Linked DNA regions of Homo sapiens: region 1 is linked to region 2. A link is a loop called in an ENCODE intact Hi-C map of the cell type or tissue named here. Cell type or tissue: PC-9. All regions are shown on one strand. Each heading gives the region's core, and the rest is flanking DNA. Links, peaks and the distances in the headings are about the cores only.

Region 1 (11,276 bases), core at 3,758-8,757, 530 kb after region 2:
TCTTTCCTCAGAATTACCATTAAGTACAGAGGGAAGCTAGTTTATTGCCCAGGCTGGAACTTCATTAACCATAACTATTCAGGTTTATTAGTAAGAGCCAAATTAACGCTTTAGATAGGCCAATATAAAAAAGAGCATTCTTGGCTCTTAGTTTAGACTTGAATTTTAAGTCTGCTGGATTACAAGACAATATTGTAAATTCAATGCTATGGGCTAGGTTTAATTTTTATAACATTACATTTTATGCTCTTTTCTAAGTTAAGTAGTTACATCATGAAAAAAATACAGAGTTTTACTCAAAATCCTTCAGTTTCATATGCCTTGCTTCCTGATATGGCCATCTTAAAAGTTAGTAGATACGATACTTTTGAAGCACATGTAAACTTCAGTTTCAGACTAAAGCCAATTAAAGAAAAAAGACAATACAGTGCGGGGAAAGAAAGTCACATTAATTTCATTTTAGGAAACTTGGAATAAGTTTGCTTTCCACATTGTTCCACAATCACACAAACACTGAACAGTGCTTCTCAAACTTTATACATGAATCACCCAAGAATCCTATTAAAATGCTGATTCCAGGTGTAGGGATAGAACCTGATAGTAAATATTTCTAAATTAAGTTCTCAAGTCAGAGCAATGTTACCTAGTCTGCAGACAACACTCTGAATTTTAAGAAGGTTAAATGTAAGTAACTGTTTTAGCAACCTAATTTCAGGGGAAGGGTCACTAATTTCGATCAGTTCCCTAACAAAGAGCCTCTTATCTTAAAAATCAAAGTGAAGAATGAGGCGTGAGACTGAAACATTTACCTTCATAGTTTACTTGACCATCACCATCAATATCTGCTTCCCTGATCATTTCATCAACTTCTTCATCTGTTAACTTCTCTCCAAGGTTTGTCATCACATGGCGAAGTTCTGCAGCACTAATATAGCCATTGCCATCCTAGCAAAAAATTTAGTATAGTTTCTGAGTCAAATTACAGACTTGAGAGTTGGAATGGAAATTTATTAAGTTTACTACTAAATTTCACATTGGGGGAAAAACATACTTTAGAAATGCATACAAATCTACACAGTTGACCTACAAATGTCATTAAGAGCCAAGCAAAATGTCCTACATTGAAATCATTATTTCCTAGTCCCAAAGTCAAGTGACACCTCCTTTGACAAGATGAACGCAATACATATATTAGAAAGTCTATACTGAATTCTTAAAAAGCTTTTGCTTGGTAATTAAAATATGTTGGTAAATCATCAAAAAAAAAAAAAAAAAAAAAAAAAAAAACAACCAAAAAAACACAAGTCTTCATAATGAGTCCTGGTATCTTCATTTCATCCTCAAAATTTAACATATCCAGTCCTTGACGTACCTTATCAAACACACGGAATGCTTCTCTAATTTCTTCTTCACTGTCTGTGTCTTTCATTTTTCTTGCCATCATTGTCAGAAATTCAGGGAAGTCAATTGTGCCATTACCTGAAATGGTTTAGTGGAAACATCAAAGCTTTAGTGGAAACATATAAGCAAACAGCAAAGGTTTAGTGGAAACATCTAAGTATCACTTCTTCAACCCCTCCCAGCCCCACAAAATTGAAGACTTACCATCAGCATCTACTTCATTAATCATGTCCTGTAACTCTGCTTCTGTGGGATTCTGCCCAAGAGATCTCATTACAGTTCCCAATTCCTTTGTTGTTATAGTTCCATCACCATCTTTGTCAAATAGTGAAAAAGCTTCTTTGAATTCTGTTTGAAAGAAAGACCACAATCCAAATACACAGATTAATAATAAAATGTAACCTAAATGAAACGTATTAACTCTTAAAGCCTACTCAGTGGTGGGATCGTGCCAGTGAACAGCCACTGCACTTCAGCCTGGCCAAACTGTAAGACCCCACGTCTCAGAAAAACCCAAAAACTTTTAACGGAAAAATACCAATGGAGGTAGCAATTGAAATGTGACTTTGACTCCTAAAGATTAACCAATCTTTATGATACCTTATGATAATATTTCAAATATATCTTTGACCAATCATACCACTGTACTTTCATGCTGACCTAAGTAAAATTATCCTAGGTTTACAGAGGAAAAGAACCAAATCCCCAAATGACTGGCTCCTCTGTCACTGAAGCTGCTCTGTGGAACATAATTCAAAATTACAGACCTAACCTACACTCACAAAACAAAAATAAGACTACTGGTACCCAAATACGTATTTCTACAGAGTAATTAAACTGTTTCTGTATACTGTGTTTAGAGTTAGCCACTATGTCTAAATCAATCACCTACTAAATTAAAACAGGCTACTTTCCCTTTCTAGTAAGGCAGGAGAAGGGACTATATAAAGAGTCTATAACAATGGGCTGATCAAGATATAAATGTCCAGTTTTAGCTAAATGCATGTCACTGAGAACAAAGATCATTTTGAGCTTTCTTTGGAATATTAAAACCCCAACCTTATATAGTGAAACTGATTATTCCTCAACATCTTGTTGTGATAGTATGTTCCTTCCTGCTGTTGTTTTTTTTTTTGAGATGGACTTTCGCTCTTGTTGTCCAGGCTGGAGTGCAATGGTGCAATCTCAGCCCACCGCAACCTCCTCCTCCCAGGATCAAGCAATTCTCCTGCCTCAGCCTCCCGAGTAGCTGGAATTACAGGCATGCACCACCACGCCCAGCTAATTTTCTATTTTTAGTAGAGATGGGGTTTCTCCACGTTGGTCAGGCTGGCCTCGAACTCCCAACCTCAGGTGATCCGCCTGTCTCTGCCTCCCAAAGTGCTGGGATTACAGGGCATGAGCCACTGTGCCCGGCTATATGTTCCTTCTAATACATCACTAGATTACATGGAAACCTCCTGCTGGTGCAACACTCCAGACTACCTGGCTTCATTCACCATTTACAGATAAACTAAAACAAGCCAGGTGCAGTGGCTCACACCTGTAATCCTAGCACTTTGGGAGGCCAAGGTGGGCAGACTGCCTGAGCTCAGGGTGAGTTCCAGACCAGCCTGAACAACAGGGTGAAACCCCGTCTCAGGCCGGGCGCGGTGGCTCAAGCCTGTAATCCCAGCACTTTGGGAGGCTGAGGCGGGTGGATCATGAGGTCAGGAGATCGAGACCATCCTGGCTAACACGGTGAAACCCCATCTCTACTAAAAATACAAAAAAATTAGCCGGGCGTGGTGGCGGGCGCCTATAGTCCCAGCTACTCGGGAGGCTGAGGCAGGAGAATGGCGTGAACCTGGGAGGCAGAGCTTGCAGTGAGCTGATATTGCGCCACTGCACTCCAGCCTGGGCGACAGAGCGAGACTCCGTCTCAAAAAAAAAAAAAAAGAAGAAAAAGAAAAGAAACCCCGTCTCTACTAAAACACACACACACACAAGCTGGGTGTGGCGGCGTGTGCCTGTAGTCCCCCGTCTCTACTAAAACACACACACACACACACACACACACACACACACACACACGCTGGGTGTGGCAGCGTGGGCCTGTAGTCCCCCGTCTCTATTAAAACACAAACACACACACAAGCTGGGTGTGGCGGCGTGCGCCTGTAGTCCCAGCTACTGGGGAGGCTGCAGCAGCAGAACTGCTTGAACCCGAGAGGCGGAGGTTGCAGTGAGCCGAGATCACACCACTGCACTCCAGCTTGGGCAACAGAGTGAGACTTGTCTCAAAAAAAAAAAAAGAAAGAAAGAAACTAAAACAGACTAACTTTGATACTGCAAAGTTATACCAATCAGTAAATAATAAAGCTAGTATTTTCCAAGTAAGTCATTTCCCAGAAAATATTAGACCCTATCAGCAAATGAATACAAAAAGTTTCCAAGTTCATTGGGCCATTAAGCTTTCCCAACATAGCCATACATTTGAAAATTTATGTGACACATGTGTAAGAAATGGTGTACCTTCTTTACGGTCCAAGGCCAATTTATTCCCTGCCTGCTTATCCCTAACTCCAATTCGCGTACACCTTCCAGTTTCATTCCGTATTACCTCTTCCCTGGACTCAACTATTCTTCCACTAATTTGCCCATTACCACATAAATATCTTCACATCGCTTAGCCTAAAACTAAATTGAAACCTTAGTTATATTTTAAATGCTTGCCCTTATCCCTCCCCAAATTTTGGAAGGCACTACTACTCATACCAATTTCCTCTCTCCAAACAATCCACTATTTTAAAATGACATCCAGCTCCAACTCATCACCTGAAAATGCTGAGTTTACCAATGACTACTAGTCAGTCACCCAATCCATCAAGCATGCTTCAATGTGAAGCCATATGGCATAGAAACTAAAATGAGACTTTGTAACTTGACTACTGGGTTAGAATTTCCTAGCTCTGTTTCTTCTTCTGGCAATGCAATATGGACAAGCTACTAAACCTTTTCTGCCTCAGCTTCCTCATTTCTGTGAAATGACATAAATGTGCCCAGTAAGTGGGGTGACACAGTATACCATGCCCACAAGGGGTATTCACCTGGTCACCCCCCATAAAAAAATTAGTATGTGTCAAACACTTAGAACTATGTCCAACAAATACATACTTAATAAATGTCAAGATAAAGACTATCTCATTTTTTTGCAGCATCCAAAACTGCATGGAAAAACTCTCAAAATTTTTCTTGGCCTTCGTAACAGTACTTTGATTTTCCTCCTACCATATACTGCCAAAGGCTCTTACTCCTGTCTCTTATGTCTAGATGTGACCAATTTTATCCTTTTTTTCCACTCCTTGGCCACTTCATCTATACCCACTTACAACGAAGATATCTTTAGTCTACCCATCTCGCTCAATAAATGTCTTTATTTCTGGCTGTCTACAGGATATAGCTCCCCTGGCTGATGACAAGCAAAACATATGAAAATGAATTCTATACTCCCAGGCAACCCTAAAGGTACTAGCAAAAGCCCAAGAGCCACTTTTAACTCTTTCAGTCTGAAATCTGTCAACAGGTCTCGAATTCTATCATTTAAATACTGCCTGATTTTTCCTCCATCTCTACAACCAGTATTTTGGTTCAAGGCTCCATCGTCCTTTGCCAGGGCTATTACAATTGCCTCCTAACTGCATTCTTTCTTATTTAAATATTACTGGTTTATAGAGGAACTCATCTAATACCAATCAGAAGGTTCATACCACACTAATTGATTTTATGAAGATAGTATACAGTGCTAACCTAGATCAACCTAATGACAAAAATAGATCAGGGAGTCTCCACCTACAAATAGCACAATTGATAAAGACATTTCAATTTTACTGTTTTTAAACAGAATGTAGAAATATCTAGAAATACATATATTGGAGTTCAGACACATTGCACCTTTCACCTAATTTAGGTTACAAGAAAATTAAAGGACTTTGAGGTATTTGTTTATATTACATTCTCTGCTATGGGTATCTTTTAACACCACCATTAGGTGCATAAATTCCCAATGTTTAATTAGCAGTAATCACCTTTCTATTACATGATTTAACAAAAAGCTAAATACTGGAAGATGCATAGTGTAAGACTATGTATAACTTTCGAGAAATTTAAAAATCTAATAACACTTAAAATGTTTGCTAGAATAAGTAAAATGCAGAAAATAAAACCGTATCTATGCTAATACCATTTGTTATTCATTCAAGAAAGGAACAAATAACATTTCTTTTAAAGGTCAAGGTTTATTCCAAATTTTTACTTGTATTTTTATACTAAAGAGTAAAAAATACCTGTAAAAACTCAAAATAATAAACCCCAAAGTAAAATTTTAATTCACCTGCCTTTACAGTTTTCCTGTACTTCAGAACTAGCGTAATCTTTATGTATAGAAGCATATAATTCTAAACTGTAACTCCCAGGAATGACCTGAAATTAAATCCAAGAGTCAAAACCTAAACACACAATAAAGAGAACAGGTCCTGAATGCCACAGAACAGCTATCTTCTACATAATTGATAGATATAAGGAACCTACCAAAATCCATTTTAGCTGACCAAACTGAAACTTTCAGAAAAATCTATTACTCAAGTTTTATTTGTTCATTAGCAACCCCAAGGCCCTTCCCTAATTAGTTTATTACCTAAACATATAATTTTATTAAAATAACATGTTTTAAAAATTTTATTAAAATAGGTTATCACAAGACAATTACAAAACAAATCAAATGACTGTTTATTAACTTCTATTTCTTCACAAAATTCTGAACTTAATAATCCCTTAAAGATCATGTACTGGAACTCTTTTGGCGCTTCATGCAGTTGTTGCTATACATTGAGTAATATTAATATTTTTCTCAAACAAATTTGGACCTTGAAAATTTAATGAAAGTTTAGGTACAGACTTCTTAAGGAAAAAATACTGTACATTTTTCCTATCAGTCTTCCAAAAGTCAAACAGCAACAACTAATGACATCATGGCAGAGTTATCAACAAAATGAAATTGTTAGTGATGTCATACTAGACTGGAATGCTTTATACGACCAAGTAATATAAAAAATTTTAGGCCGGGAGCAGTGGCTCATGCCTGTAATCCCAACACTTTGGGAGGTCAAGGTAAGCGGATCACCTGACGTCAGCAGTTCAAGACCAGCCTGGCCAACATGGTGAAACCCCATCTCTCCTAAAAATACAAAAACTAGCCGGGTGTGGTGGTGCACGCCTGTAATCCCAGCTACTTGGGAGACTGAGCCAGGAGAATTGCTTGAAGTTGGACAGCAAAGGTTGCAGTGAGCCAAGATCATGCTACTGCACTCCAGCCTGGGCAAGAGAGTGAAGCTCCGTCTCAAAAAAAAAAAAAAAAAAAAAAAAAAAAAAAAAAATTTAGTAACTTCATCTACACAAGGATGTTAGCGGTCACCAGCACTTACAACTAAAAAAAAAAAAAAAAAAATTTTTTTTTCTTTTCTTTGAGACAGGGTCTTGCTGTGTTGCCCAGACTGGTCTTGAACTCCTGGGCTCAAGCAATCCCACTGCCTCAGCCTCCCAAAGTGTTGGGATTAGACATGCGCCACCATGCCCAGCCACCAACAATTACAATTTACCAGATTAAAAAATTGCCTTCATCTCAAAGGTAAACACTGAAATATACCAAATTTGGGAGGAAGGGACTTGGAGAGTAGGCAGAAATCTTAGGATAGTAGTGCTCTAGAACTTTTTTGTGTTACACACTCATTGAGAATAAAATTTATTCAAGGAATATTCAATGATTACTATGTGGCAGGTACCGGGCCTACAAAGTAGAACAAAAAGGTCCCTGACCGCACATGATTTTTATTTTAGTAGCATAGAAGTTTTGGTTCCTCTGCCCTAAATCTTAACTGAAACCTGGAGGTCCAAGGAATGGCTTTAAAGAAATCTGTGGTCTAGGAAAAGGCAGGATAAGAAGAGAACCTAAGAACAGATTTTTTTCCCTCTACTCCCATTGGAAACCTAATTTTATGATGAAAGCCAAGAAAAGATAGGATTTAACTTAAAGACAATAAAGAGAACAGGTCCTGAATGTCACAGTTTTGATGAACTACAAGTATTCTTTATAAGAATTCTACCAGGCCAGGCATGGTGATTCACACCTGTAATCCCAGCACTTTAGGAGGCTGAGGCGGGTGGATCACCTGAGGTTGCGAGTTTGAGACCAGCCTGACCAACATGGAGAAACCCCATCTCTACTAAAAATACAAAAATAGCCAGGTGGTGCATGCCTCTAATCCCAGCTACTCGGGAGACTGAAGCAGAACAGCTTGAACCCGGGAGACAGAAGTTGAGCCACTGCACTCCAGCCTGGGCAACAAGAGTGAAACTGTCTCAAAATAAATTAAAAAATAAAAATGCTATCAATCACTGAAGAGGGATCCTCTTATATTCAATAGACACAAACTTTTTTTTTTTTGAGGCAAAGTCTCGCTCTGTTGCCCAGGCTGGAGTGCAGTGGCATGATCTTGCCTCACTGCAACCTCTGCCTCCCAGGTTCAAGTGATTCTCCTGCATCAGCCTCCTGAGTGGCTGGGATTACAGGTGCACGCCACCATGCCTGGCTAATTTTTGTATTTTTAGGAGAGATGGGGTTTCACCACGTTGGCCAGGCTGGTCATGAACTCCTGACCTCAAGTGATCCGCCTCGGCCTCCCAAAGTGCTGGAATTACAGGCGTGAGCCACTGCGCCCGGCCAACAAACTTTCTTTTCAAAGAGTTGTTTAAGAGAGCAGACCATCAACTATGCAATGGCACACTGAGTAACGTTTTCTACCCTAAAGTGAACATGCTGTACTGCATACAGTTGGTACCTGTACCTGACTGGGAATATTAAGAAATGTATTACAGAAGGTCAGAGTTTAAGAGTGAAAGTATTAGACAGCCTGAGACAATTTGGGAAGGAGACAGTATATTTATAAAAAAAACTACTTCAGAAAAACATTTTGACGATACATTTACTTTGTAGAGATGGGGTCTCACTATGTTGCCCAGGCTGGTCTCAAACTCCTGGGCTCAAGTGATCCTGCTGCCTCAGCCTCCCAAAGTGATAAGATTACCAGCCATCAGGCCCAGTCTATTTTTTTTGAGGAGACATGAGATCAAATAGGTGATACCTTTAAAACAGTGTAACTCAACAAAAAAAAAATTATTCCCAAAACTGTTTGCTTTTTGTTCATAACAGTCAATACATGTAATTTACCAACCTCAGAAAGTAAAAACTAAGTTTAAGTCAAATTACACAATAAATAAAAATAAAACCTGCTTAAATTTGTCTTTAATACTAATAGCTTTCTACCTACAGTCCTATCAAATAGTATTTGAGGTGACTAGTGTAATTCTGGTATCCCCCAAACTTCTATATGCTTATGGAAGTGGGGAGCTTGCTTTAAATGGGCTATATAGTTCCAACTGGGCTTCTCAGTTTTCTCCAGCCTAAGAAAAAGTGCTCAAGTGCTTTTGAGCTCTTATCAAACCCTTCCTGCTTACTGTGAAAACTGTGGCAAATAAACTGCTTGGTGCTCATGCTAATAAAAGTGTCTAATGAAAACAAAGGAATAGTTTGCAAAGCATTTCAACACTACAATAAAAAAAAAAAACAACTCCGGCAAGGGGGGAAAAAAAAGTTTCCCCAACATTGACATTAACCAGCCATCTCAATGTACAAGGATAAATCAAAAGTATTAATGTTCTATGGCATGGCATAAAGAGAACATGACATCAGGTTTTATGTAATAATTTTGCATACTTCCATAGCAAACTAAAAGGGACAAGATTTAAGCGGCTTCATTTCAACAGCTGTCACTGTTTTTTAAGAGAAAAATCCACATTGCTACAGTGACATTTATAGAATAGAATGCCAACTTCTTAAATTTTTTCACTTGAGAAATGGTTATTCCCTGACTGATTATATATGCAATTCTTAGGTTAAAATGTTAGCTAATTTTAACTAGGGTAAATTCAATTGTTCCTTTTTTGATTCTCCATTTCAAGTTGCCTTAGTTACTTCTTGGCCTCCTTTTCTAGCGTGTTAGCTAGCCCAGAATTCCTGTTTTATACTAAGGTAGTCTTCAGAAAACAAAACAAAGACCACCACTACACCACAAGGCTCCAAAGTATATCCACGCAGACTAAAATACATGTCTTTAACTACAATTAGCCCTGCACATCTTCCATCGGCAAGTTTACAATCCCACTTGCCAAAGCAGGTTGAATTACTGTATTATATTATACCCATATGTTAGTATCCATGACATATACCAAAGTCAATTATTTCATACAAGTCTCTTATTCTGACGTTGGCTATTCAATTTATAATAAGAATCTAATGGGTACAATCTAGCTGAGTATTTCTCACCTGCAATCTGCTCTTCAGTCAGTTGGTCAGCCTACAAAGAGATCAAAGAGGAAGGTTAGTGACTTGAGAGTATGTAGATTAGCAGTTACAGAAACAAGTTTAAAACCTTTCAAGGGTTACCATGTACTGTTTCATTTAGTTCCAGCAACAAACACATCTGGATAGAAAATGCACACATCTAGTTTCTCTTATCTTCAAAGCTAAGCTGTCTTAACTCCAAGTTTAAGATATACAAATACTTCAGAATATTTTTGAAAATATACTTTAGAATCCAATAGAAACATTGCTTCCTTTTTCAACGTTAGAATAGCTAAACTTAAGCTCACTTCTATTCCAGATATAAATCACCAGAAATTCCCACTGAATCAAAATGCTTCAGGCTCACAAAATGAAAATTACTCCCACAAATGGTTAAACACATTGTTTTGAAATTAAAGTGATTAAAAAAAAAAAAAGGCACAAACTTTTATTCCTTCTCACCCAGCAGGCAAAATGCAAAGAATCCAGAGCTCTGAACTACAGTACTATAATATTTACCAAATGTTTGAAAGTTCAGCCATCCATTTTCTCTTGGTTTTTAAAATCCCAAAGTAAGCCCAAGGCTTGTGATGTTTTTTTAATAGCACTTGGTTTTCTTCAGAAAATATTTTCTGCCATTTGCTAAAACCCATTATAAATTTTATCCTTATTCAATCTTAATAATAACCTTACAGTGGTATTATCCCCTATCTTACAGATAAGGAATGAGGCTAGGGTTAAGTGGGATTGGGGCACAGAAAATTAGTAGAACAAAGATAAAGCACTAAGGTGTCAGACATACCCAGTAACTTTTAGCTTTTAATTCAGAGCACCGTAATATATAAAGATGATTGCAAAATATCCAGACTCCTTGTTGTATTCTTTGAACATGCACTTTCTTTCACTGCTTATTAGTATATACATCCATGAAGCAACTGCTTATGGGGTATTGAGAAGCACAGACAAGAAATAGCCTCCTATCTAAAATCCCTACCAACATGGGAGTCAAGTATACAATGATTAATCCATTCATTTATTTATAGGTAAAAGAAAAATAAACATTGCCTGGCTTCATTCTTTTTAAATGAACACACCCCTGGAAAAAGTAACACCTTAATGTGGAACACATTTTCTCTAGGGCACATGAGAAAATTCAAGAAGGAATCCAGAAAGCAGTTTATTTTCCCTGCTCAACAATTTTTGTTTGACCATGATGTAAATCAAATTCATTAAAAAAAAAAAAAAAAAAAAAAGCTGGTAACGTAAAATTGAAGAGCCAATAATTAAGTTCAAATACAGAGTTTGTAAAATAAAAAATGTATCCACTTTTATCCCTAAAGTCCAAATCCTCCGCCAACAAATATTTGGTGTGAAGTCAGTCACAGATTGTTTACCCAAGGAATAAGGTTTAAAATCCAGTAAATCTGAGTTATTTACT
Region 2 (11,276 bases), core at 3,077-8,076:
TCCACTTGTCAATTTTTGTTTTTGTTGCAATTGCTTTTGAGGACTTAGCCGTAAGTTCTTTCCCATAGCTGATGTCCAGATGTTATTTCGTAGGTTTTCTTCTAGGACTCTTATAGCTTGAAGTCTTACATTTAAATCTTTTTTTTTTTTTTTCCCCAAAGACAGAGTCTCCTTCTGTTGCCCAGGCTGGAGTACAGTGGTACAATCTTGGCTCACCACAACCTCCACCTCCCAGGCTCAAGCGATTCTCATGCCTCAGCCTCCCAACCTAACTGGGATTACAGGCACATGCCACCACGCCTGGCTAATTTTTCTATTTTTAGTAGGAATGGGGTTTTACCATGTTGGCCAGGCTGGTCTTGAATTCCGAGCCTCAAGTGATCCACCCACCTCAGTCTCCCAAAGTGCTGGGATTACAGGCATGAGCCACTGCACCCGGCCCCTTATATTTAAATCTTTAATCTATCTTGAGGTAATTTTATATATATGGTGAAAGGGGTCCAGTTTGAGTCTTCTGCATATGGCTAGACAGCTGTTCCAGCACCATTTATTGAATTAGGGAATCCTTTCTCTGTTGCTTATTTTTGTTAACTTTGTCAAAGGTCAGATGGCTGTAGGTGTGTAGCTTTATTTCTGTCTGTTCCATTCCATTGGTCTATGGGTCTGTTTTTATATCTGTACCATGCTGTTTTGGTTACTGTAGCTTCCTTATAGTATAGTTTAACTCAGGTAATGTGATACCTCAGCTTTGTTTTATTTGCTTAGGATTGATTTTTTGGTTCCATATGAATTTTAGAATGGATTTTTTCTTTTTTTTTTTTTTTGAGACGGAGTCTTGCTGTGTCTCCCAGGCTCTGAGTGCAGCTGTGCAATCTCAGCTCACTGCAACCTCTGCCTCCTGAGTTCAAGCAATTCTCCTGCCTCAGCCTCCCAAATAGCTGGGATTACAGGAGCCCGCCAACCATGCCCAGCTAATTTATGTAATTTTAGTAGAGATGGGGTTTCATCATCTTAGCCAGGCTGGTCTTGAACTCCTGACGTTGTGATCCACCCGCCTCAGCCTCCCAAAGTGCTGGGATTACAGGCGTGAGCCACTGGACCCGGCAGGATTTTTCTAATTCTGTGAAAAATGATGTTTGTAGTTTGATAGGAATAGCATTGAATCTGTGGATTGCTTTGGGCAGTATGGCCATTTTAATGATATTGATTCTTCTAGCTCATGAGCTTGGAATGTTTTTCCATTTGTTTGTGTCATCTCTGATTTCTTTCAGCGTGTTTTGTAGTTCTTGTCCAGCTCACATTTTATCTTCATACTTTGAGTAGCCTCCTTCCATGAATGGATCATCCAGTGGCCGCACTTAGGTTCTCCTATGAAGATTTTTGTTGTATTGTACCTCAGAACCATCTCCATATTCTCTAAATAATAATAATGATGGTCATAAATTGAATAGAAGTATTTACTAGATGAGGAGGAAAACCCTAAAACAAAACATGAACATAAAATATTTTTAAAAGGAAGACATACAAACAGACACTATAACCAAATAAGATGACAGAATTAAGGCCTTATGCCACAGCCAGAGTTGAAAAATGCAGAAAAAAAGTTTAAAAACAAGGAATTAAAGCCAAACCTAACTTTTATCAAAATAAATGTAAAAGTGATGAAAGAATCTGTTAAGATATCAGATTGTAATATAAAAGATACTAGAAACAAATGCCAATAGAACACTTAAGTACATTTTATATATTCATCCATTAGAATATATAGCTGTCAGAATGATAGAAGAATTACATATGTGTGCAAAAGTTTTTGTATCCATGTGGAAAACACAGGAAGCTAATAGTACTGTTTTTCTCTGGAGTGGGTGTAAGGGTAGAGACTTAACTCTTTACATCCTTATGGCAGCCTTCGAATACCTTTTAACTCCCAGTTCCCTTAACTGGGGGTGTGTATCCTAGAATCCTCGACCCATTAGAAAGTATATTGTAGACATCATACTCTTTACCCTTTAACACTACACATGCACTTCATAAGAACAAGCATGCTGTCTTACCCAAGTACAGCTATCAAGTTCAGAAATTTAACATTGCCATAATACTTTACAGTCCATATTTCAATTTCATTTGCTGTTTTATTGGTAATTTTTTTCAGCTCCACGATCCAGCCTAGGATCATATGTTGTATTGCCATAACCCTCTAATCTGGAGCAGTTCCTCAGCTTTTCTTTGTTTTTTATAATAGTAATATATTTGAAAAATACAGGACAGCTAAAGGATAGAGTATCCTTCTATTTGGGTTTTTCTGATGTTTCCTCATGGTTAGATTGGGGTAGTGCAGTGAGGGTTGAAATGCTGTAAGTGATATGTATTGCAGGTATACATCCAGATGCACAGAATGTCCATTTGTCCCTTATTGGTGATGCTAATTTTGATCACTTGGGTAAGATGTCCAGTTTCTCCAGTGTATCGTTATTGTTTTTCCTTTTGCAATTAGTGGGTAATTTGTGAGGAGAAACTTTGAGACCTTGTTGACAATTCTGTTCCTCATCAAATCTACCCCTCCTAGGTTTAGCATCCTTTGACGATTCTTGTCTGAATAAATTTTTACTAGGATGTTTCCAAAATTGTGATTGTTCTAACTCTATTATTATTTCTGTATTAATTAGTCATCATTCTACTGTAAGGAAGAGGTTTCCCTTTATCATCAACTTCGAGTAAGTACTTTTTTCTGAGCCATTTGAATATTCCTTACTAGATGTGGTGCCTCTTTACCCCAATTACTTAAGTTTGTATTTCCAAAGAACAAGGGTGTTTTCCTGCATAGCCATAGCACAATTACCAAAATCAGAAAATTAACATTAATACTTTACTATTATCAAATCTTTTTCATATTTTGCTAATTGTTTCAGTAATATGCAAAAAAAAAAAAAAGTCTGATCTGGATCCACTCTGGAGTAACATTACATTTAGTTGTCATGTCTGTAGTCTCATTTATTCTGGAGCAGTTCTTCAGCCAGTCTTTCAAAATGCCAAGGTTATGGGCCAGTTGTATTTTTTTTTTTAATTTCAACTTTTATTTTAGACTCAGGGAGTATATGTGCAAGTTTGTTACATGGGTATATTGCGTGATGCTGAGGTTTGGGGCACCATTGATCCCGACACCCAGGTAGTGAGCATAGTACCCAATAGGTAGTTTTCCAACCCTTGCACCTTCCCTCCCTCCCTCCTCTAGTAGTCCTCAGTGTCTATTGTTCCCAACCCGTAGACTTTTTATAGAGTAACTCTTAATCTGGGTTTTTCTGGTATTTCTTGATGATTAGACTGAGCTTATACATTTTTGGCGGGGATACCACAGAAATGGCATTGTTCTTTTCAGTGCACCGTATCATGGTGTCAGTTGTCCCATTACAAGGATGTTAATTTTGATCACTTGTATTAGGTGATATCTGCTATATTACTCTACTGTAAAGTTTCTAATTTTTTACGTTAAGTTAGTAAGCATTTTGTGGGGAAATACTTTCAGATGATAACTATTTTGTTTCTCAACAAACTTTCACACACTCATTTTAGCATCCAGTGATATTTCTTGGTGGAATTAATTGTTACTCTGGTGTTGCCAAGTGGGGATTCTTCCAATTGTATTATTATTTCTGTGTTTATTCTGTGGCATTCTACTATAAGGAAAATATTCTACTAAAGCCTTGGAATCAGCCATTTCTCCAAAGAGCCTTAGTTTCTTTTAGTGGAGAATGGTTTTTAGAAACCATGATCTGAGCCTCCTGGGTTGTCATTGCTTTTAGGCCCCTTTGACAGAAAGAGCTAGGAAACATGTATTAGAAATCACAAGTTTTCCTGATATCTCCAGTTCCAGTCCAACCGCTACAGGGTTCTTCCTTGCCTTTTCCTATTCCTTACTTTTATCTTCTTCCACAGTCAAAACCCTGGCACTCAGCATTATCAGTGTATTTGTTCATTCACAAAACTGTGAATGTTTAAAGTGTTAGGTATGTATGCCTTTTGTAATTAAAAATAATTTTAAGTTTAAAAAAAAAAACTCTGGGTAAGCCCACAGGAGTATTACACATGTGAATGTCGTTCATTAATATGTTATTATAGAAAACAGCTTGGGAATTTCTGCGCGTGTACTGCTTCCTAGATAAATTAGGCAAATGAGCAAATGGTGCCACTTTTTCAATTCAGACAGCATTTATTGGACTTCTACATTGTTCTCATCTCTAGCCAGACTGCTGTTATTGGTTCCACAGTTTTTGCTCATAAGCAAGAACTTGATACAGAACCCATCAAATTAAGGCCGGGTGCAGTGGCTCATGCCTGTAATCCCAGCATTTTGGGAGGCTGAGGTGGGTGGATCACCTGGGGTCAGGAGTTCAAGACCAGCCTGGCTAACATGGTGAAACCCCATCTCTACTAAAAATACAAAATTAGCTGGGTGTGGTGGCGCACACCTGTAATCTCACCTATCAGGAGACTGAGGCAGGAGAATCGCTTGAACCCGGGAGGTGGAGGTTGCAATGAGCCCAGATAGCACCACTGCACTCCAGCCTGGGCAATAGAGTGAGACTTTGTCTCAAAGAAAACAAAACAAAAACATCAAATTAATGTGGAAGTGTAAAAATAAGATTGACAACAGGAACAAGGAAAATATTTTGAAAGAATAGTAACTAAAGGGAGAAAAGCCAACTGTAGTGGCTTACACCTGTAATCCCAGCACTTTGGGAGGCTGAGGCGAGAGGATCATTTGAGCCCAAGAGTTGAAGACCAGTCTGGGCAAGATGGTGAGACCCCATCTCTACAGAAAATTTAAAAATTAGCTGGGTACAGTGGCATGCGCCTGTTGTCCCAGCTATTCTGAAGGTTGAGATGGGAGGAGTTCCCTTGAGCCTAGGAATTCAAGGTGGCAGTAAGCTGTGATCATGCCATTCCACTCCAGCCTGGGTGACAAAGTGAGACCCCTTCTCTTTAGAAAAAAAAAAGAAGAAGAAGAAGAAGGAGACCAATTCAAAAGCAATGATTTTAGCAAAAAAAAAGAAAGAAAAAAAAAAGAAACTAGACTAAGGCACTGGGAGAATGGAAGTCAAGGGACAGATTTGAAAGACCTAATAATTAAAGATTTGACAGGACTCAGTTACTAAATGTGGGAGGAATGAGAAGGCCTTGCCTGAATCATTGGGTCTCATTTAGATTGGTAATAGTAGGTCTCTCCACCAGATGGCAATGATGCTCTTTTCTTAGTTTTTAATTTGCCATGCTAAGAGATTTACAATTACAGCAATTTAAAGATCAGATAGATAGACAAGTTTCTAACAACTGCCAGAGAAACTTGCTAAACAACAGTAAAAAGCCTGAAAAAATAGGTATATAAACACACTTGTGCATATACATATGGAAATATATATATAATTTTAAAACATGAGTATGATTAAACTATCAAGAGGTAATGATTATCTTCTGAGGCTAGAAAAAAGGGCAAGTACAAATTCAAAAAAAGTACTAATGCTTGCCCTAGGAATATCCGCCATTCCCTCAGGGTCTAAAGCCTATGCTTTAAAGGGTATCGTATGCGTGGAAGACAGAGCCCAGGACTTGAGCAAGTTGAGGAGGTTAGATCAGAGATATGTGCCCAAAGCATGGAGCCCTGAAAAGCAGCAGTTTCAGTGTGTTTACTAGAATATCCCCTCGCATATGATGAGAAAGACAGTGGGAATACTTTTGTATCGTGGCCTTAGCCCCAGGAACAGTGGGAAAGAAAAAAATTGGAAACCTCTCCAAAAACTTAGGCACAAAGATCCAATGATAGAAAATATGACAAACAGGCCAGGCATGGTGTTTCATGCCAGTAATCCTAGCACTTTAGGAAGCCTAAGCAGGAGGATTGTTTCATCCCAGGAGTTCAAGACCAGCCTGGGCAACATGAGACCCTGTCTCTGCAAAAAAAAATTTTTTAATTAGCCAGATGTAGTGGTGTGCACCTGTAGTCCCAGCTACTCAGGAGGCTAAGATGAGAGGATTGCTTGAGCTCAAGATGTTGAGGCTGCAGTGAGCCATGGTCACACTACAGCACTCCAGCCTGGGCAACAGAGTAAGACCCTGCCTCAAAAAAAAAAAAAGCCAAGCGCAGTGGCTCTTGCCTATGGTGGCACACACCTGTAGTTCCAGCTACTTGGGCGGCTGAGGTGGGAGGATCACTTGTGCCCAGGAGGTGGAGGTTGCAGTGAGCCATGATCACACCACTGCACTGCAGCCTGGGCAACAGAGTCAGACTCTGTCTCAAAAAATAGATATATTGAGTTAAGATAGCTCATAACAGTCTCTTTGTGATCTTTGTTGCATCTATATTTGAAAAAATAGAAGAAATGGATAGTTTCCTTAAAAAAACAATAATTGAAACACCAGAATGACGTGATTTTATAGGCAAGTTATACCAAAATTCTAATAACAGCTAATTCCAAACTTGCACAACTTTTTCAAACAATGAAAAAATGAGAATACTTAAAAGGCTAATTACCAAAACCAAGCAAGTATTATAAAGAAAGGAAAATGACAGGCCGGGCGCAGTGGCTCATGCCTGTAATCCCAGCATTTTGGGAGGCCAAGGCAGGTGGATCACCTGAGATCAGGAGTTCGAGACCAGCCTGGCCAACAAGGCAAAACTCCATCTCTACTAAAAATATAAAATTTAGCCAGATGTGGTGGCACGCGCCTGTAATCCCAGCTACTTGGGAGGCTGAGGCAGGAGAATTGCTTGAACTCGGTAGCGGAGGTTGCAGTGAGCCGAGATTGCACCACTTAACTCCAGCCTTGGCGGAAGAGTGAAATTTCGTCTCAAAAAAAAAAAACAAAATGACAGGTAATTATCACTCATGAGCAAAGACATTAGAAAAAAAATATGAAATAGAAATTGAGACATGAACAATAGAAGGAAAAGGTCTGATATATACCCAAAGTTCCAGAAGAACTTATTCTCTCTACGTTTATATATATTTAAAATTTTTCTTTTTCTGTTTTGAGATGGAATCTCGCTCTGTCACACAGGCTGGAGTGCAGTGGTGCGATCTCGGCTCACTGCAACCTCTGCCTCGCGGGTTCAAGCTATTCTCCTGCCTCAGCCTCCCAAGTAGCTGGGACTACAGGCGCCTGCCACCATGCCCAGCTAATCTTTGTATTTTTAGTAGAGACGGGGTTTCACCATATTGGCCAGGCTGGTCTTGAACTCCTGACCTTGTGATCCACCCTTCTCGGCCTCCCAAAGTGTTGGGATTACAGGCATGAGCCACCATGCCCGGCCTAAAATTTTTCGTAACACACCTGCTCTACCACATGTCAAAGCATATTTTAAAGCTGAAATATTGAGACGATATTCAACACAAAAACAGACCAGGAGTAGATAACTACATATATGTAAAAGTGATATATGACAGGTAGTATTGTAGATCACTGGGGAAATTCATCAGTAAATTCAAACTGGATTCCTATCTCTTAACCATATGTGCACACACACACAAAAATCAAACCCAGGACTTAGATGTAAAAGACAAAACCTTTAGAGAACAAATATGAATGAGGTTCCATGTTTCAAAAGTAATTTAACTTTTTTGTGGTTTTCAACTTTGTTTTTGCTTCCTCTTCATTCACTTGAAAAACCAACTTCCTTCAGTAATATTCATTCAACGTCATTTTTGATGAGATTAATATTTGCCAGACGCTTTCAAACACCAAGGATACAGTAGTGAGCAAGACAAGCTCTCTTCCCTCACAGAGCTTACACTGAGGTGGTGACTATGCAAAGGTACATAGTAACCAAGTAAACAAGATGTTTACAGAGTGTGAAAAGTGACAGAGAGTGAGTGAGGAGTGTGGTCAGAGTAGGCCTCTCTAAAGCAGAGACATTAGAGTTGACACTTAAAAGATCAGACAATTGAACATTTCAAGAGGGAAGGGTGTGCATAAGAACAGAGGGAGAAATGTCTTTATGGGGAGATGTGAAGTGTGTGTTGTGTGCCTTCAAAACTTCCTTGGGTCTTGTAACACCCACTGCATTTTTCAAGTCCTTTCTTACTGCCTGCTCCCACCTCTGCTGAGATAACTGAAATAGCCTACTTCATATTATTGTTTTTTACTGTCATCAAATCTGTCAATTGTATGTTTAATATTTTCTGCAATTTTTATATATAAATTAGCATGAAAGTTTTAACATAAAAGCTTAGGAGCAAGCACAAACCTATCTGTGCCAAAAGAGGGCAAAACAAAATAAAAGTTCCTAAGAGAAGATAAGCTACACATAGTCATAGTTTCGGCTTCAGCGTTTTGGAAAGTATACAAGAATACCCTTCTAGAAAGTCAGCAGGCAAAGTAACGAATGAGTATTGGGGAGCATAGCACTTGATATGGTGTAGGCATGTGGCCAGCCTGTACCGTAGACCATGTACTGACCATTCACTGGTCATGTACCGTGGACCATGTACAGCAGCAGGAATTTGCCTTCTAAACTCAATCTTAATTACCCCCAGCTCTCAGGAATGGGTCAGAGAAAACATGTCTGTAGGATGAAATGAGTATCTTCAGCTGATCCAAGCTGTAAGGTGTGGCGGAGGACACATGAATTTTACCAGGACATGATCTAGGCAAGCCAAATACAGATAAACTTGGTCAGGTTCAGATTTAAAAAATGAAAAAGGATAATGGCAGCACGCATGTTGGTGATGATAGCCACCAGTGTACCTGTCTCTTAAGATTCACTCTAGTATGAACTGATTATATCTACACCTGGTGCAGCTGTCACCTTTGGATTTCCCTACACCTCTCTTCCGTGTTGAATGTCCTGTTTCTTTATCACTATGTCTTTCTTTTTCTTAGTTTCCTTAGGTTTGTTTCTTTTTCTTAGTTTCCTTAGGTTTGTTTTGAGGCAGGGTCTTGCTCTGTCGCCCAGGCTGGAGTGCAGTGGTGCAATCACAGCTCACTGCAGCCTTGACTTCCCTGGGCTCAAGCATTCCTCCTGCCTCAGCCTCCCAAGTAGCTGGAACAACAGACATGCGCCACCACACTCGAGTAATTTTTTTTATTTTTTTGTAGAGACAGGGTCTCGCTATGTTGCCCAATACAGTCTTGAACTCCTGGGCTCAAGTGATCCTCCCACCTCAGCTTCCCAAACACTCCATTGTTTTCCTGGAGCACATCCTCCAGTAAATTCCTGATCAAGGATACATGGAAGGTAAAATTTTGAGACCTTGGATTTCTAGAATTTGTCTTTATTCTACTCTCATGTTTAATCGATAGTTTGGTAAGTTATCAAATTCAAAATAAAAAGCACTTGCCTTCAGAATGTTGAAGGCATTGCTCTATTATCTTTTAGATCCCAGTGTCGCTGTTGAAAGAAGCCATTGTGATTTCAGATCCTTTATTGCTCCCACCACCCTGGAAACTTGTAGCATCTTTCATTCATCCTCAGTATTTCATGATGACTTGCTTTAGGGTGAGTCTATTTTCATCCAATATACTGGATACTCAATAGGCCCTTTTAGTCTAGACACCAATGTCCTTTAAGAAAATTTTCTTAAAGTAGTATGTGACTATTTTCTCCCCTCCAAATTTTCTGTTCTCTTTCCAAAACTCCTTTTATTCAGATGTCACACAAGTTTTCATCTTTTCTCTACCATTCCCCTTGTGTGCATGTGTGTTTGCAGTTTCCTCTACTTTATGGGAGATTTCCTCACTTTATCTTGTCACATGTCTGTAGTGTTTCATTTCTTCTATCTTGTGTATTTATAATGTCTAAGGTTTTGCTGTTATTATTCTATGATTTTTTAGAGTATTCTTGTTCCATGGGTATACTAGCTTCTCTTCTGCCTATGAGTATATTAACAGCTTTTTTTTAATTGAGCTGTATGGCCCAGCATGTGATTTATCTTGGTGAATTCTCTCCATATGCTTGAAAAAAATACAACAATCTTGCGCTTGTTGGATCAGTGTTCTAGAAATGTCAATAGGTCAAATTAGTTAATGCTGTTATTTAGTTCTATGGCTTTACTGATTTTTTTTCCACTTGTTCTATCAATTACTAAGACAGACGGATTAAGTCTTCAACTATAGTAGATTTTTCTGTTTCTCCTTGCAGTTCTTTCAGTTTTCATGTATTTTGAGGGTCTTTTTAAAAATGCATACACATTTAAGATTTTTATGCCCTCTTTATGAATTAATCCTTTATCATTATTAAATATCCCTTATTATCCCTGGTAATATTTTTTGTACTGAAGTCTACTTTGTCTGATAGTAATATAACCATTCTGGCTTTCTTATAATTAGTGTTTTTATGACACATATTTTTATATGATTTTACTTTTTATCTATGCCTTTATGATTAAAGTGGGTTTCTTGTATACAGCATATACTTGGGTATTATTTTTTATCCAGTCTGACTTTTAGAAAAAATTCAGCCTGTCTGTGAAGTGTTTAGATTATTTTCATTTAGTGTAACTATTCAGTGGTTAGGTTGAAATCTAATAACTTGCTACTTGTTCATTTGTCCTACCTGTTGTTTGTGCCTGTTTTCCTCTTTTTGTGCTTTCTTTTGGGTTGAGTGCTTTTTTTTTTTTTTTTTTTAGATGGCGCATCAGTCTGTTGCCCAGGCTGGAGTGCAGTGGCATGATCTCAGCTCACTGTGAACTCCGCCTCCTGGGTTCAAGTGATTCTTCTGTGTCAGCCTCCCAAGTAGCTGGGATTACAGGCATGTGCCACCACGCCCAGCAATTTTTTTTTTTTTGTATTTTTAGTAGAGATGGGGTTTCACCATGTTGGCCAGGCTGGTCTCGAACTCCTGACCTCATGATCCGCCTGCTTCAGCCTCCCAAAGTGCTGAGATTACAGGCGTGAGCCACCACGCCCAGCCTAATGTTTTTCTTGACTCAGTAAGATTAACAACATCTGCTTGGGTATGGAATGTGTCTTCAGGACTCACGCCTCTCAGGAGTCACAGTCCTGTGCAGCCTGCTATTCAGTATCAGAAAATACTTTCCAAATATCCCAGTTTTCTAGCTGCTTAGGGCAGGAAGGTAAATCTGGTCCCTCACAGTCAGTCATGGCCATAAGTGGAAATCGATTATAGTTTAAAATTTTAAAGTTTTCATCTTCCTGCAGAGTCTCTATTACTCCAAGTTGCTGTGTTCTGTTTGTTTAGCAATCTGTTGTTGGAGGTTTTCCTCAGATATCTGGTCATTTCTTGTTGTCCGCTCTTTCTTTTCTTTTTTTCTTTCTTTTTCAGG

What was found. Peaks named below come from ENCODE experiments on the same cell type or tissue, not always from the same donor. Only the 100,000 strongest peaks of a DNase experiment are listed, where the experiment ranks them.
Region 1: a loop joins it to region 2, with 9 times the contacts of the local background. A loop is called at or near these places in 2 of 110 quality-filtered maps.

Annotation. Positions count from the first base shown.
Region 1 is chr2:47,160,914-47,172,189 of GRCh38, forward strand. CALM2 (calmodulin 2) reads right to left here. Exons shown (of 6, transcript NM_001743.6): 2 at 9,821-9,851; 3 at 1,606-1,749; 4 at 1,373-1,479; 5 at 810-945. Among named protein-coding and RNA genes, the nearest start is that of CALM2, 10 kb to the right of the region's middle. In PC-9, for the core only: no CTCF peak of the experiment used is centred there; no DNase peak of the experiment used is centred there; H3K27ac peaks cover 3,408 bases.
Region 2 is chr2:46,627,304-46,638,579 of GRCh38, forward strand. CRIPT (CXXC repeat containing interactor of PDZ3 domain) reads left to right here. Exons shown (of 5, transcript NM_014171.6): 5 at 1-2,873. Among named protein-coding and RNA genes, the nearest start is that of CRIPT, 16 kb to the left of the region's middle. In PC-9, for the core only: CTCF peaks have their summits at 5,235 (motif pointing right) and 5,439; a DNase peak (open chromatin) is centred at 5,238.